Linked DNA regions of Homo sapiens: region 2 is linked to region 1. Evidence: chromatin contacts called from ENCODE Hi-C or POLR2A ChIA-PET data. All regions are on one chromosome and are shown on one strand. Each heading gives the region's core, a stretch centred on a gene start or an enhancer-like site at or near the end of the contact. The rest is flanking DNA. Distances are from core to core; before and after follow the strand shown.

Region 1 (6,967 bases), core at 2,831-5,330:
TTTTGACTTCAAGTGTGTGAGGATGCATAGCCAGTTATAAATCTGAGAAAACTACAATTGGATCTGAAAAACTAATTTTATCATGTGAAAGTTTTCTTATTCATTCATTCAACATGAATTGAGCATCTAATATATGCCATGTGATAGAAATGCAGAAATGAGTAAGACATAATAATTGACCTAGTAGAACTGGCAAAATGTATGAATTCTGTAATTCAACATGGTAAATGCTCTAATAGAGGCAGATCACAGCTTTATGGTATATTAGAAGGCATAAACAAGGGGCATCTGACTTATAGAACAGTGTTCCTCAAACTTTATCATGCTTCTGAATCACAAAAAATCTTGTTAAAATGAAGACGCTGGTCTTGAGCAGGGCTGAGAACCTGCATTTCTAACAAGCTCCCAGGTTATGTCAATGGTGCTGATCCGTGGACCAGTCTTGTAACAAATTCTAGTGACTTGAAAATTAGCATGAAGAATGTTAGAATTGGGCTCCCTCTCTGGTGAAATTAACAGTGTTTGAGACATTTGGAATAACTAAATATTTTAGAAACAGTCTCCACCTTTGTCTTCATAAGAAACCACTGAGACCTATACCCTGAGTTCCTTAGGGAAAGCACTGACTTTAGTCACTAATGAGTTGGTGTCCAGCCAATAGTTTAGGACGGCACAAGAGCCAACCTCTGAATGTCACCATGTGTGCTTCGGGTGAATATTTCTTCTGTGTTGTTAAAGAACCTCCAATGATAGTTCACTTGAACTTCGTCAGACTTACAGACTCATTTGGTGCCTGCTCCTCTAATAAATGTCCATATGTATAATAGACCATTATCTGAAATATGCTGTCATTACAACCTGGGCTTGCAGTTATGGGGAGTGGCTAATCCTCAACGACTCACTCTTTGATTGCTCCTGTTTTCAACTAAAACCTGAAGAGTTGTTGGCTAAGTTTGGTCAGTTAACAATATCATATCTGTAAAATCAAGGTAAAAATGCTCACCCTGCCTACTTTACACAACAAATTGAGATGAGATGTGCTTTGAAAACTTGAAATATAATGAAAGTACTAGCTGTAATTAAAAGAACGTAGATGCTTTTCCTACAGTATCTAGTTAAGATAAAAGTTTCTGAATTTGTGATTATAAGAATAGTCTAAGGTTCCCATTAAAAAATACATACTCTTGGGTCTTATCATTGGAAATTTTGGTTTAGTAGTCTGGGGGAACTATATATGTACGTACAATATATGTAATAAGCACCCCTAAATGATCCTTGTAATTGTGTCACCTGCATTTTACAGATATGATGTTGTTAACCGATCTAACTCCACCAACAACTCCTCGGGTTTTGACCAAAAACAGGCGCACTCAAAGAGTGAATGAAATAGTGAGAAGTTAAGAAATTCTGCATTGAACAATGGAATTTAGTGCACACAAGAGAACTCTACCTCCCATCACCAGTTTAATTATGCCAGATAGTACGTCTATACCATTACCATTACTACAAATGACTCATGGCAAATCCTTCCCACTCACTTAGCTCCTTTCCTCCTGAGAGTTTGTATAAAACATTAGAGACTACGTTGACAGTATGCATAATACAACCTACAAAAATATGTGAGAAGATAAAATTTGAGACTTCCAATATAATAACTTTTTTTCTTAATCATTTTATAATCAAGAAATTGCCCTTGCCTGGAAGTTATATCATTTGAACTTTTATCCCCAAGATCTTCAAAAAACAATGAGTCACTTAAAGATGTCATCTGGTAACTATTTCATTCTAAAGCTGTGCTATATTATGTTCCTTAAAGGTGTGGCCACCAGAAGAACATTACTTTATGATGAATAAATATCCTCTGTTACACTTATGTTTATGTAAAGTATCTATGACTAAAACAAACTTACAAGGTCATCTATGTACCAAATTATAACTGCCACCTAAAGACTCACAGGTGGAGAGTACACATGGATTACTTAAGTAAATTTCTTACCTGAGAGTCACAACTGGCTGGATGAATCCTCTTTTACCTCCTTCAGAGAAACAGACCTATGACTCTAACTAGACAAAATTTCAGACTGAATCTCTTAGAGAATGCAATCAAGTCTATTGATTCAATTATAAAGTGCTACTTTGGTTACAGGGTGACAAACTTCCAGATATTATTATCCCTAAAGGTTATATAGGCTGAAAATCTCAGTCGATTTAAGATAAATCTGGGCTGAAAGATCATAAATGGGGAAATGTAGGACATTCCAGATACAGCCTTTACTTGAAGGTTGACAGAAGGAGGATAAACAGATGCCTGCAGGATGATCCATGGTGACACTGTCACAGGTAAACTGAAGAGACTGTGTCCAAGTCAATCAGTATGTGTGGAGGATTTGTTGCTATTTGTTCTTCTCATTTTTCCAATGTGATCGAAGTTCCTTAGGTTTAGCCCAATAAACATCTCCCTCACTACTAGTGACCACAGCAAAAAAAAAAAAAAAATGTGTGTAACAAAATATGCACTATAGAGGATCAAACTGTTTTACAAAATCTTCAAAAACCTAAATGTTTTCTTAGCAAATGATGGCATGTCCTTCAAACACTAGAACACTATATTGTTTATTTTGCTTTCAGGCTGATTATAAGGTAAATTCAACTCAGAGAGACTTGATCTTCTTCCTAATTTACCTGCTTCAACAAGAAACCATGAGTGTTCATTATCAACCATATTTTGAAAATTGAATAATAAATAATGGTAACTACTTTATTAATAAAACAAATATGTTTTTAATTAAGTGACTGTGGCTGCCAGGCTCCAGAAAGTTAAAATGCCATCAATAGATAGGCAGTGAAATTCTGAAAGCAGTTAAATTGCAGAGTACTTGAGAACTGGTAATTTTAGATGAAAGACAGCTAAGACACAAATTTAAAAGCCTATCCATTGTTCCTTTTTTAAAATGATATGAAGAGATATTGTACATCACAACTGCTATGGACTGAATATTTGTGTCCTCCCAAAATTCATATTAAAGCCTATATCCCCAATGTGATGGTATTGGGAGGTTGGACTTTTGGGAACTTACTAGGTCATGATGGTGGAACCATCCCCTAATCTCATTCATCCTCCACCATGAATGAGATTAGTGCCTCTATAATAAGAGGCAAACAAGAGATCATCTCTCTCTGCCATGTTAAGATATAACAAAAAAACAGCTGTCTGCAAACTAGGAAGAGTGCACTCACCAGATACCAGATCTACCAGTGCTCTGATCTTAGACTTCCCAGCCTTCAAATTGCATAGTATTTTGTTTAGTCTATGGTATTTTGTTGTAGCAGCCTGAGCTGATTAAGACAATTTTCTTCATAGATCATTTTCTTGGGAATGGTGGTAAGATGCTCATAAATGCTTAAAACTACACATAACAATCACACAGCTAGAAGAGATCCCAGAAAATCTTTCAAAGAAAATTCAGAACCAAAGTTCTGGCTCTCACTTTATCTCCAGCCTTAAATGAGCTGGAGAGTCAGTTATGTAACTAAATGTCTCATGCCTCAGATTCCTCATGCATTCATTGGGAAGAATGCCTGTGCAATGTGTCTTTAGGGTTACCATAGAGATGAATGAGGTAATGTATAGAAGAAGCACAATCCCAAATAATATTTCCCTTACCATAACTTTTCTGCTAAATAACATCTAAAATTTTAGCCCTTGTTTAATTTAGCCTCATATTTCTCGTCTCTTGCCCTTTGTAACTACTGTGCCAAACTTTCCACTTTATGATATACAGTAAGTCCACTTAATGCTGTCGATAGGTTCTTGGAAACTGTGACTTAAAGTGAAATGACATACAACAGGTCTTTGAATAATATCATTTCTTTCAACATCCTTGATAAGAATAAAACATTGGTTTCATTCTATGTTGTTTTGTTTCAAGTCACAGTTTCCAAGAACCTATCAACAACATTAAGTGAGGACTTACTGTATAGGGTTTCCTTTATTTTCATTTTCTATTTTGCCAACATAACCACCAGCCTTTGCTTTAGTACAGTACCTACTCTTGAAGCTACCCCATCAGTGTTCACTGATTAAATATGAGGAGAAGGGAGAGGTAGGCTGCTGCTCAGGGACTTTTCACACTAAGACAAGAAACCAGAGCAAAGGTGATTCCCCCTTGCGTGGCTAAACTATGGTTGCTGAAGCAAAAGGCATTGGAGCAGAAATATTTCCCTTCTAATCACTAGTAATGCCTCAGGCAATAATGGATGCTTCATAAGCAAAGGAATTCCCACTAAACCATCAGGAAGTCTAGTGTAATAGCCTATTTCCAACCTGCCAGATTCATTGAGTGAATTGGAGCAAATCTCATCTATACTTCTCACTTTCTGATATAATTTTATAGAGACTAAATAGTAATGTTCACCATAATGTTGGATGAGCCTCACTTGTGAAGCATTCACTCAGTATATACCTGGCATAATCTCCTCAGATTGGTACTTTTTCAGATTTAAGAGGGAAATAGCTTGAAATTGAGAACTAATAGCAAATTACATGCCCTTAAGATGATACACCCTTCAATGACAAAACACTGTAGCACACCTCCAGGTCTGAAGTTAACAAAGAGGGCTGTCACTTCATTCAGCTGAATCCCTCCTGCCCTCCCCCTGCATACACCCCAGGCAACCTTTGCCCTACTACAATCTAGCTCATTAATTTGGTCAATGCAATTGTTTCTCATTTAAATCTTCCTGTAAAACATAGAATAGTCACTTCACTATTACATTGTCCCCAATTTTTTCAAAAGCTTGCCGTGAAGGGAAGGAAGCTAAGTAAGAAAAAGGTCAATGAAGCCAGTTGCAAAGAAGATTATGAAATGTTGCTCATTTCTGCTTTTTTTTTTCTTTTGAACCTCTGAATTACTTCATCTTTCCATCTGTCTACAAAGTTGTGGGTGCACATTAAGATATACAGACAGAATTCACAAACCCTTTGGTAAATTCACTCTTAGCACTAAATATCAACGGAGGAGAAAAAAAAAACGTACTATGTTTCCCAAAAGAAGTATGGGGAGACTATTTTCTATGATTAAAAGCATAAGAAAAAAAATAAAACTGATCCAAGAGCCCAGAGACTATTTTTATATGTGAAAAATATATACTTTAGTCAGGATTTGTAACTTCAGTAACTCCCTTTGGAAACCAAATTTCCACCCTCTCACAGTGTTTGGTTATTTAGGACTGAGTCAATTTGAGCATGATGAGTTTGGAATGCCAGCTGGCTGCAGAAGTGTGAAGAAACCTGTGTGGTCACCAACACTTTAAACATCACTCACAGTTCTGAAGTAGGGCTATCCCAGGAGCACTTCCTGGATGCTGGTGATCCACAAACACCAGACTATTTCCACTCCTCAAAAGGAAAAAGAATGGGGCCCTACCTTGCCAGGAAGAGGAATCTGGCAAGCAGGCTGAGAACAAGCACCACACAAGGCAATTTTTGCCAAGTGAGTCACCCATACCCCCTGGGTACAGGTGAAGCTCAAGGAAAGGACCATTCAAACTTCCAGCCTGCAGGAGCTGCAAAATCAGCTCCTGAACTCCAGTATTCAACTCATCTAGAAACACATTTTTATTCAAATCTTTAAAGCCAAAGAAGGTATCTAACCATTGTCCCAGCCTTCTCTTCTTTTATAGTATCACTAATTCCATAGTTATGTAAGTGCCTTTTATGTGAATGCACTGTACTAGACCCTTGATAGAGAATGGTTAGCAGAAAAATTAAAAAAGCAACCAAGATTCTACATTCTTGATTCTCATGGGAAAAATAGAGAAGAACTGAGAAAAGTCCTAAGAAGAAAACACTAAGATAGACACTAACAGGGAAAGTTTTACTCAAGGTGGTCTTATGTTCTAATTTTAATGTGATCACTTGGGGATCCTGTTTTAAAAAAAAAAAAGAAACATAGATTCCAGTACTAAATGCAGATTTGATATGTCTTGGGGAGAGTCTGGGACTATGCATTTTTTACAGGCTCCCAGCTGCTGCTGCTGTTGCTGCTCCACAAACCACATTTTTTAATAACAAGCCTCTAGGGTTTCTCTACATCTGTGGTTGTAGTTCTCTAAGTGTGGTCACCAGACCAGCAGCTACAGTGTTACTGGGAAACTTCTTAGAAATGCAAATTCTCAAGCCTCACCCCAGACCTACCGAATCAAAAGCTGGAGAGGGGGACAGGGCGGCAAGGATGCCAACACTCTATATTTTAACAAACTCTCAAGGTGATTATGACGCCTGCTAAACCCCATTCATCCAATACTAGTCATGAGCCACATGTGGCAATTGAGCACTCAAAATGTGGCTAGTTTGAATTGAAATATGCTGTTAGGATAAATTATATGCTAGATTTCAAGGACTTGAAAAAAGAATATAAAAATCCCTTATTAATATTTTTTATATTAAGTGCATGTGGAAATACTATCTTGGATATAGGAATTAAATTATATTATTAAGATTAGTTTCACCTGTTTCATTTTGCTTATTTTAATGTGGCTACTAAAAATTTTTTAATTACATATGCTTGTAATGGTTAGCATTATGTTTCTACTGGGCAATGTTGCACTAACCTTTGAGAATTATTGCTATAGAGCAATGGTTTTCAAGTGAGGCAATTTTGCCCCCTAGCAGACATTTGGCAATATTCGAAGACATTTTTGATTTTTACAGATGGGGTCAGGGGTTCTGTAAGTAAAGGCCAAGATGCTGCTAAACATCCTATAATGCACAGGACTGCTTGCTACAACAAAAGACTCTCCAGTCCAAAGTGTCAATAGTGTGGAAGTTAAGAAATCTGTTCTATTACACTGATTCTGCTCATTAGAAACACTTTAGGAGAGTTAAAAATACTGATGTTCTTGGTTTATCCCCAGATTAATTAAATTGGAATCTCTGGTACAGAAGCCGTGGCATCGGTTGTTCATT
Region 2 (6,967 bases), core at 2,935-5,434, 140 kb before region 1:
TCTGGTAAATTCTGGAGTCCTGCTATGGTAAGTGAAGCCCCGTATGTAAATATAAATGAATCATCCTGTGGTTTGTATTCATGTGTTCCCAAACAACTTTGTGTTTATTTCACTTTAACCAACACTACATTTAGATGCTATTATTAAGATAAAGACAGCATGTAATTGGAGAATGGAAATTTTACCATTGTTATCAGTCAAATAATACTTTGTTAAAAATTATAATCACTCTATTTCCTTCCTTTTTATGTTTACTATTGCATGTGTGCATGTGTGTGTGTGTGTGTGTGTGTGTGTGTGTGTGTGTGTTTTAATTGTGGCTCTCACCCTCATCTTGACTCTCTCCATTCTTGCAATTCCATGTTCCTCTGGTTTTCTTGGAAGTAGTTTAAAATCCATATCCTTTTGGAAGTCTTCTTTGATTTACCAAGTTGCACTTCCATCAAATCCCAATTAATTTTACTAAGCTAATCTTTGTGAACAAGTGAAAGGACATTTATTGAGTTTGGTACATACATCTGTTTCTGTTTTCCATACAAGCACAGCTACCACAAGACTTACAGGGCACAATGGAATAATAATCACAAAATATTTAAAGATATAAAAAGACCTAACAATGAGGGACATAAGCAAGTCCCTCATACAGGACATAAACCACAAAAGCAACAAGACATGTATGGGAAAAGTGCTCTTAAGGTCATTTTAATATCATGTACAATCTCTTTCTGATTTCAATATAAGTTTAAGAACTCTTATCTCAAATCGACGAAGGAAAGAACTAAATTTGTAAGTTATAATTTATAAAGATTATCAGGGACAATGCTAAGAAAAAAGAGAAAAGAATGAATTTGCATACATATTCATGAATTCTTACACAGTTGTCTTTTTTAACAATGGAGCAATGAAAATACAATCTGAATAACTGGTGCTTTTTGAAAAGCTGATTGTAAATGGTCAACTGCACATTTGAATCAATTACTATGATACATGGCAAATAACAGAGAGCCCCCAAAATTGTGTGAGGCATATTTATTTCTTTTGATTTTTTTCATTTATGAACATGAGTGCTTATTTTACTTATAATCTTCTGATTGGATTGATCAAGAAAGCCATTAAACTTGGTTGAAGAAGGTAGTCAGGAGTCTGCACAACTGGTCTTTCTTAGAGCAAAGTTACTCAGGAATAGTTTCTGAGTTCCCTCTCCTGGGCTCATAATTAGTGGCAGCAGAGAGGGAAGAACAATCTAGAAGCTGGCAGTATCAGAATGAGAGTAAGAGCACCCCAGCTCGCTCACAAACACTCCAAAAGCTAAGAATGCCCTCATGACCATGAGAATATATCTGCTTCCTATGATAAAATACCACAAATCTCAGTTTCTCTCTGCCATTGTTACTTGTAATAAACTGTATCCCACGGACCCAGTTTAGCCCCCTGATCAAAAGCATGGCTACAGACTAATTCAGTGAATGGGCCTATGAGTTCTTGTAATGTACCTGAACATTCAGACATATTGTTTCCATTTTTGCATTGTCTGAAATCTTCTGTCAGTGTAGCAAGTGTGCCTTAACTGCTAAATAGTTTACCCCACTTAGAAAAATAACTAAGGGCATGGAACTCCCCAGCCTTCAATAAATTCTGATAGCTGTGAATGCTGTTTTCACCTTCTAATCACCAGTACAAAAAAATTCCACACTCTAGACTTAAATCTTACATCAACTGTCCTTCAGAAAATTATTTAATCTTTCTGGGTCTCTAATTTCTGATCTTTGAAATTAGAGTAGTGGTTTAAATTCCTTCCAGCTGTACATTTTATTATTCTCTACTTGTATTTGATTTGTGTGACTAAATACCATCTTAGAACAGACATCTCAGTCTGTTCTGAGTGTAAACTTCCCAAAAGAAGTAATAATTCCCAATTTAAATTATACAACATCACAGCACCTAAACTGGCATCAGGCAGCCTATGAAAGTCCAGTGCATATGTAATGATGGTTCTCAAAGACAGTGGTTTCAGGATTGAACTCTTAGTTTCACTGCCCCGTTGTGTCTGCTTAGAGTCAATGTGTTGAAGTGAGGTAGCCAATGAGTCAAACAAAAACTTGGAATAATTGTGTAATGTTTTAGTCTTGAATCAGTAACTTGCTTTGTGATCTTGTACCAAATAAATATTAAGTCCGGGAAAATACGGAATTCTGATTTATCTTGTGTCAATTCAATTAGGTACACTGCTGACCACATATAGTAGTTAGGATTATTGTTCAATAAAAGTTCATTCTACCTCTCCTTCCCACTCTGCTTAGAGCATATCTGCCTGCACCACTGATATTAGACTTGGCCACGAGATCTGCATTAGCCAGCAGAATGTTAGGAGACACTATGTAAGTACAGCCCTCACATGCTTGAATGACTTGGCTTGACTTTTAGACTCTAGTGATCCGACATGAGTAGAACATGTCCCAGACAGCAACTTATTTCAGACTAGAAAGGAAAACAGAAGAAAACATAAGGGGACAGAACTATATCCAACCCACAGCCTGGAAAAAAACATCCAATCTTCAGCCTGAAGCAGAGCCACCTGGCTTAATTGACTTTAGATCAGCCAAACCCCAGTTGATGCACAGATCCTGGGGCATAAGAAAGAACACTGTTTCTGTAAGCCACTTGTTTTTAGAGTGGTTTTTTATGTAGCATTATTGTGGCAATACCTGATCAACAAAATGTGGATCTGACACAAAAATATATACTGGATCATTTACAGGACAATAGTTATCCATCTCTCCTTTTAGTACAACTGTTAAGAACATAGGTTTCCCAAATTCCTGAACAGAACCAAGGTGTTTTAACCCAGAAACAGACCAAGACCAAAACTGGGGAGAAAAGCCAAATCAAAAACTACTTTAGTGACAATGAAGTGCAAAAGAGATCAGAAGGCCAGAACTGATTTTATTGGCATAAAATAAAAACAAACACTAACTATTGATCTATTCAACAAATGGAAGAATCTCAATTTTTTTGTAAAGTAGAAGAAGCCAGCCACAATACACTACATATTTTATTATTTCATTTATAGAATATTCTGGAAAAAGCAAAACTCCAAGGACAGATAGAAGATTAATGGTTGCCAGGGTTTGGGGGATGGAAAGGGCTAACAACAAAGAGACCACACACAAAAAAAATTTGGGAGTGATGGAACTGTTCCATATCACAAGTATGGTGGTAGATACATGGCTCTATGCATTTGTCAAAAGCCATAGAACTGTATTCCACAAAGAAAATTTCATAGTATACAAATTAGCAATTAAAAATAACTCAACAAAGTCAACAGATTGAAAAGTATTAGGCTAGCGGACCTTTAAATCTTACTTCCAGACCTAAATATTGATGTGATACATACCTCATTTTCTTTTATATCTTTTGTAAGCTGGTATTTTTGCTATGAGTGAAAAGCATTATCTAAATCTATTTTGTATACTTTTTATATGGCCATAATGAAATGTCTTCCAAAACCCACTTGCAATGCACTGCAAGCTTTATTATACTTTTATCTTCATAAAGAGCAAGCCATTGGATATTTACCGGTCCATTGTTCTCTTAGGATAGTATTTGCAGTGGGCACTTGTAGAATGCAGTTAACCATACCATGAAGCTGGCATAGAATAAAAATTTGTGTATGCACAGTCTGTCTTAAGAGCCCCTGTGTCTTTCCTTTCCAGGAGGGATTGCATCTTTTAATTTAAGATAAAACTGTAGAAAAAAACTATTTCTTGCAAAAGATGTGAGCTTTCAGATGTGACATGAGAGTGAAGGCAAAGGTTTCCCTTACTCTTTGGATACTCCTCTACATGCCTTCAAGAGGCCCCAATAATTCATGCCTCCTGGTATTTGCACCCTGGTTTACCCCCTTCTTATTCTGTACGAGGGTCAGTCACTGTAACCAATAGCATTCAGGAGAAGTGATGATATGTCATTTCCAAAATCAGATTATAGAAATATTGCATCTTCCTATTTAGATGAGCACCTTCTTGCCCTTGGATCACCCACTCTGGGGGAAGCTGTGTCATGAGTAGTTCTATGATCAGGCCCATGTAGCCAGAAACAAAAACCTCCTGCCAAGAACTGCATGAGTCATCTTGGAAGTGACCCTCCCCAGTCATGACTTCAGATGACACTGCAACCCTGCTGGCAGTCTTTACTGAAACTTCTTGAGAAATCTTGAGCCAGTACCACGTAGCTGAACTGCTGCCAGATTCTTGACTCACAAAAACTGCAACATGGTAAGTTTTTTTTTTTTTTTCTGGTGGGGCAGGGGGTTGTTAGTTTATTAGGTAACAATAGATAACTAATACAATAATATACCCTCATATAAAAAACAAATAAAAGGTCCTGGGTTGTTGGCCTTGCCATGTTGTTTCTCTTCAGTTAGTTCTACTGAGGATCCATGCCACTTGGCTAGTTTAAGTTACAGTTTTGTTTGTTTGATGAATTTGAGCTCCTTGTTGTTATTGAAGATATGGATATTCTATTTTTTAAACTGCTGTTGGTTCTGCTTTGATGGAAGATTTTGATTCCATTTGCTCATCTCCTTTTATTTTTTTTCTACATTCTTGCCACACTTTACACATTTACTTTACCATCTGTGGCAGATTATAGATGGCCACAAATTCTTTGAAACTTCTCCCATCTAGCTGTGGTATCTATTCACCCTCCTCTTGAATCTGGGTCTGATTATGACTGCTTTGATCAACAGAATGTGGAACTGACACTATGCCAGTTCTAGGCAGGCCCACATATTCTCTTGAGCCCTAAGCAGTCATACAAGAGGCCCAATTACCCTTCTAGAGAGACTATATAGAGAGGAATTGAAACTATATGGAAAAGGGGAGATCCAGTTGAACCCAGCCTTCCAGTAATCCCTACCAAAATGTTGGATATCATTGAGTCTCACATTGACCTTCCTGACCAGCTTGGCCTTAGATGAATACCAAGTAACTCCTATTAATGCCATGTGGAACAAAGGAATTGCCAACTAAACACTTCCCAAATTCATAACCTAGAATTTGTGAGATGTAATATATGGGTTTTGCTTAAGTCATCAGGTTTTATAGTATACAGATATATGTATTATTATTATGTATAATTATGTATTTCACAAAAATATATAATCAGAATATTATCTATCAATTTATATATCTTTTAGTGTATATTATTGTTTTTGCATAAATTCTAATGACTTCTAAGTTTTAGTATTTTCATTTTTTTTTTTTTTTTTTAGACAGAGTCTCGCTCTGTCGCCCAGGATGGAATGCAGTGGTGTGATCTCGGCTTACTGCAAGCTCCGCCTCCTGGGTTCACACCATTCTCCTGCCTCAGCCTCCCTAGTAGCTGGGACTACAGGTGCCTGCCATTAGTTACTTTAATGTTTATCCCTTATCTTCATGCTCTCAATATTTTTTCATTGATTTCAACATCAGTTTTTATTTAAAATCACTTTTTTTCTATTAGAAAATTTATTCTCCCCTTTACTCTAAGTATTATTTATTTTTAGCCTTTAAAAATGTTAATATCACCTACTGGTTAAAATTAGAGAACAGAGTGATACTTGAAGGAAAAAGAAAATGTTGCTATTTTTTATCTATATACTTTTATACGGTTTAAACATTTACTATAGCATTGCATTTGTGAAGTGTTTTATACTTGAAAGGAAGAAAACAAAAGACAAAAAAAACTTCTATTTATTCTTAACTTTTTAATGTTTTAATTTCTAAATTTACATTTAGGTTTATTATCAAGTTGTGATTCTACCCTTCTTGGCAACTTATAACATTTAAATTCTGCTTTTTATCAGAATATATTTCAACTCAATCCAATAAAAACTATAATTTTGTATATTCTCAATCAATAGGGGAGATTTTGTGTTAAACAGTTAAAATAAAATTCAGTAGATAAGAAAAAATGTCAAAATATATCCAACATATATTTTATCACAATTAAAGTTGGGTCATCCAGAACATCTAAATGTTTTAATTTCTACAGCACTGAGCACTAGAGAGCCTAGACATTTTGACCCAAAATTTCTGCTGCAGAAAAAAAAAAAAAAGAAAGAAACTGAAGACTTCCTGAAATTCTAGTACCTCAATCCAATTGGAAAAAAAATTTGCCTAATCCAATCAAGCAAGTCCTCAGTGAGTAGCAACATAAACAAACACATAAATTTAAGTCAATATTTAAGTCAATATTTTTATTAAAATGCATACTGCTAAAGCCAAGACAAAAGATATTACAGGAAACATCTTTTTCCATAAAATATGAGTTTTGGTATCTTTTTGGACTAATACTTGGAGGGCATACAAGAAAGATGCCAAGACTTTAGCTCAGAGCCTGGAAAGGACAAGAGAGGCAGGTGTGATTTGGTCCTTGAGAAAGGATTGGTTACGGCTGCAACCAAGGGTCATCTGGTATGCTGAGTTGAGGAAAAACAGTGAATTCAGTATGGCTGCTGGCTTAAAAACGGCAAAGTACAGCCCAACCTTCTCTAACCCTAGAGACAAGGATTAGGAATATTTACCTTAATGTATATCATACAGAGCTTCTTGAAATATGAATGCTTCCTGAGAAGTGATCTTTATCATATTTCTATGGAGAAAAAACGTGGACAGAGTTTGAGTGGCTCCTCTAAAGGAAGTGGAAATGAGTCAGCACCCCTGAGATGTTGAGACTAATTACTTTACCTGACTTTCCGCTATAGGATGAAACCAACTAGACTAGTGTTTGACTATTGACCTCCTCTGAAGAACACATGTCGATTCCCTGGGGTAATTAGACTCTATTTCCCCAAAACTTTTTGGCTGAGGTAGAGACCCAGAAATGGTAAATGGCAGGTTTGGAGGGTTGTAATCAATTTCCTGTTTCTCTGTCCACTGCTTTCTGTTGACTCTACATAATACTTCCTTGTTGACTTCAACAGCAT

What was found. A loop is a pair of places that touch in the nucleus more often than their neighbours do. ChIA-PET counts read pairs that join two places held with the same protein, here RNA polymerase II (POLR2A). Pooled maps may share reads with other maps.
Region 2: a map of PC-3 shows a loop between it and region 1 (2.3-fold over the local background). The contact joins the promoter of LINC00604 here to the enhancer-like site in region 1. A Hi-C loop is called at or near these places in 1 of 168 maps with a recorded cell type or tissue (PC-3) and 5 of 50 pooled maps. POLR2A ChIA-PET finds 5 or more read pairs at or near these places in 1 of 52 experiments (PC-9).

The regions. Positions count from the first base shown.
Region 1 is chr5:40,380,356-40,387,322 of GRCh38, forward strand. No RefSeq gene overlaps it. Among named protein-coding and RNA genes, the nearest start is that of LINC00604, 140 kb to the left of the region's middle. Within about 2 kb of position 4,081, at least 7 of the 41 ENCODE cell types and tissues checked have a DNase peak (open chromatin) inside an H3K27ac peak, as active enhancers do; they include PC-3 and PC-9, where a contact is called at or near this core.
Region 2 is chr5:40,236,163-40,243,129 of GRCh38, forward strand. LINC00604 (long intergenic non-protein coding RNA 604) reads left to right here and starts at 4,185. Exons shown (of 4, transcript NR_170327.1): 1 at 4,185-4,274; 2 at 5,273-5,394.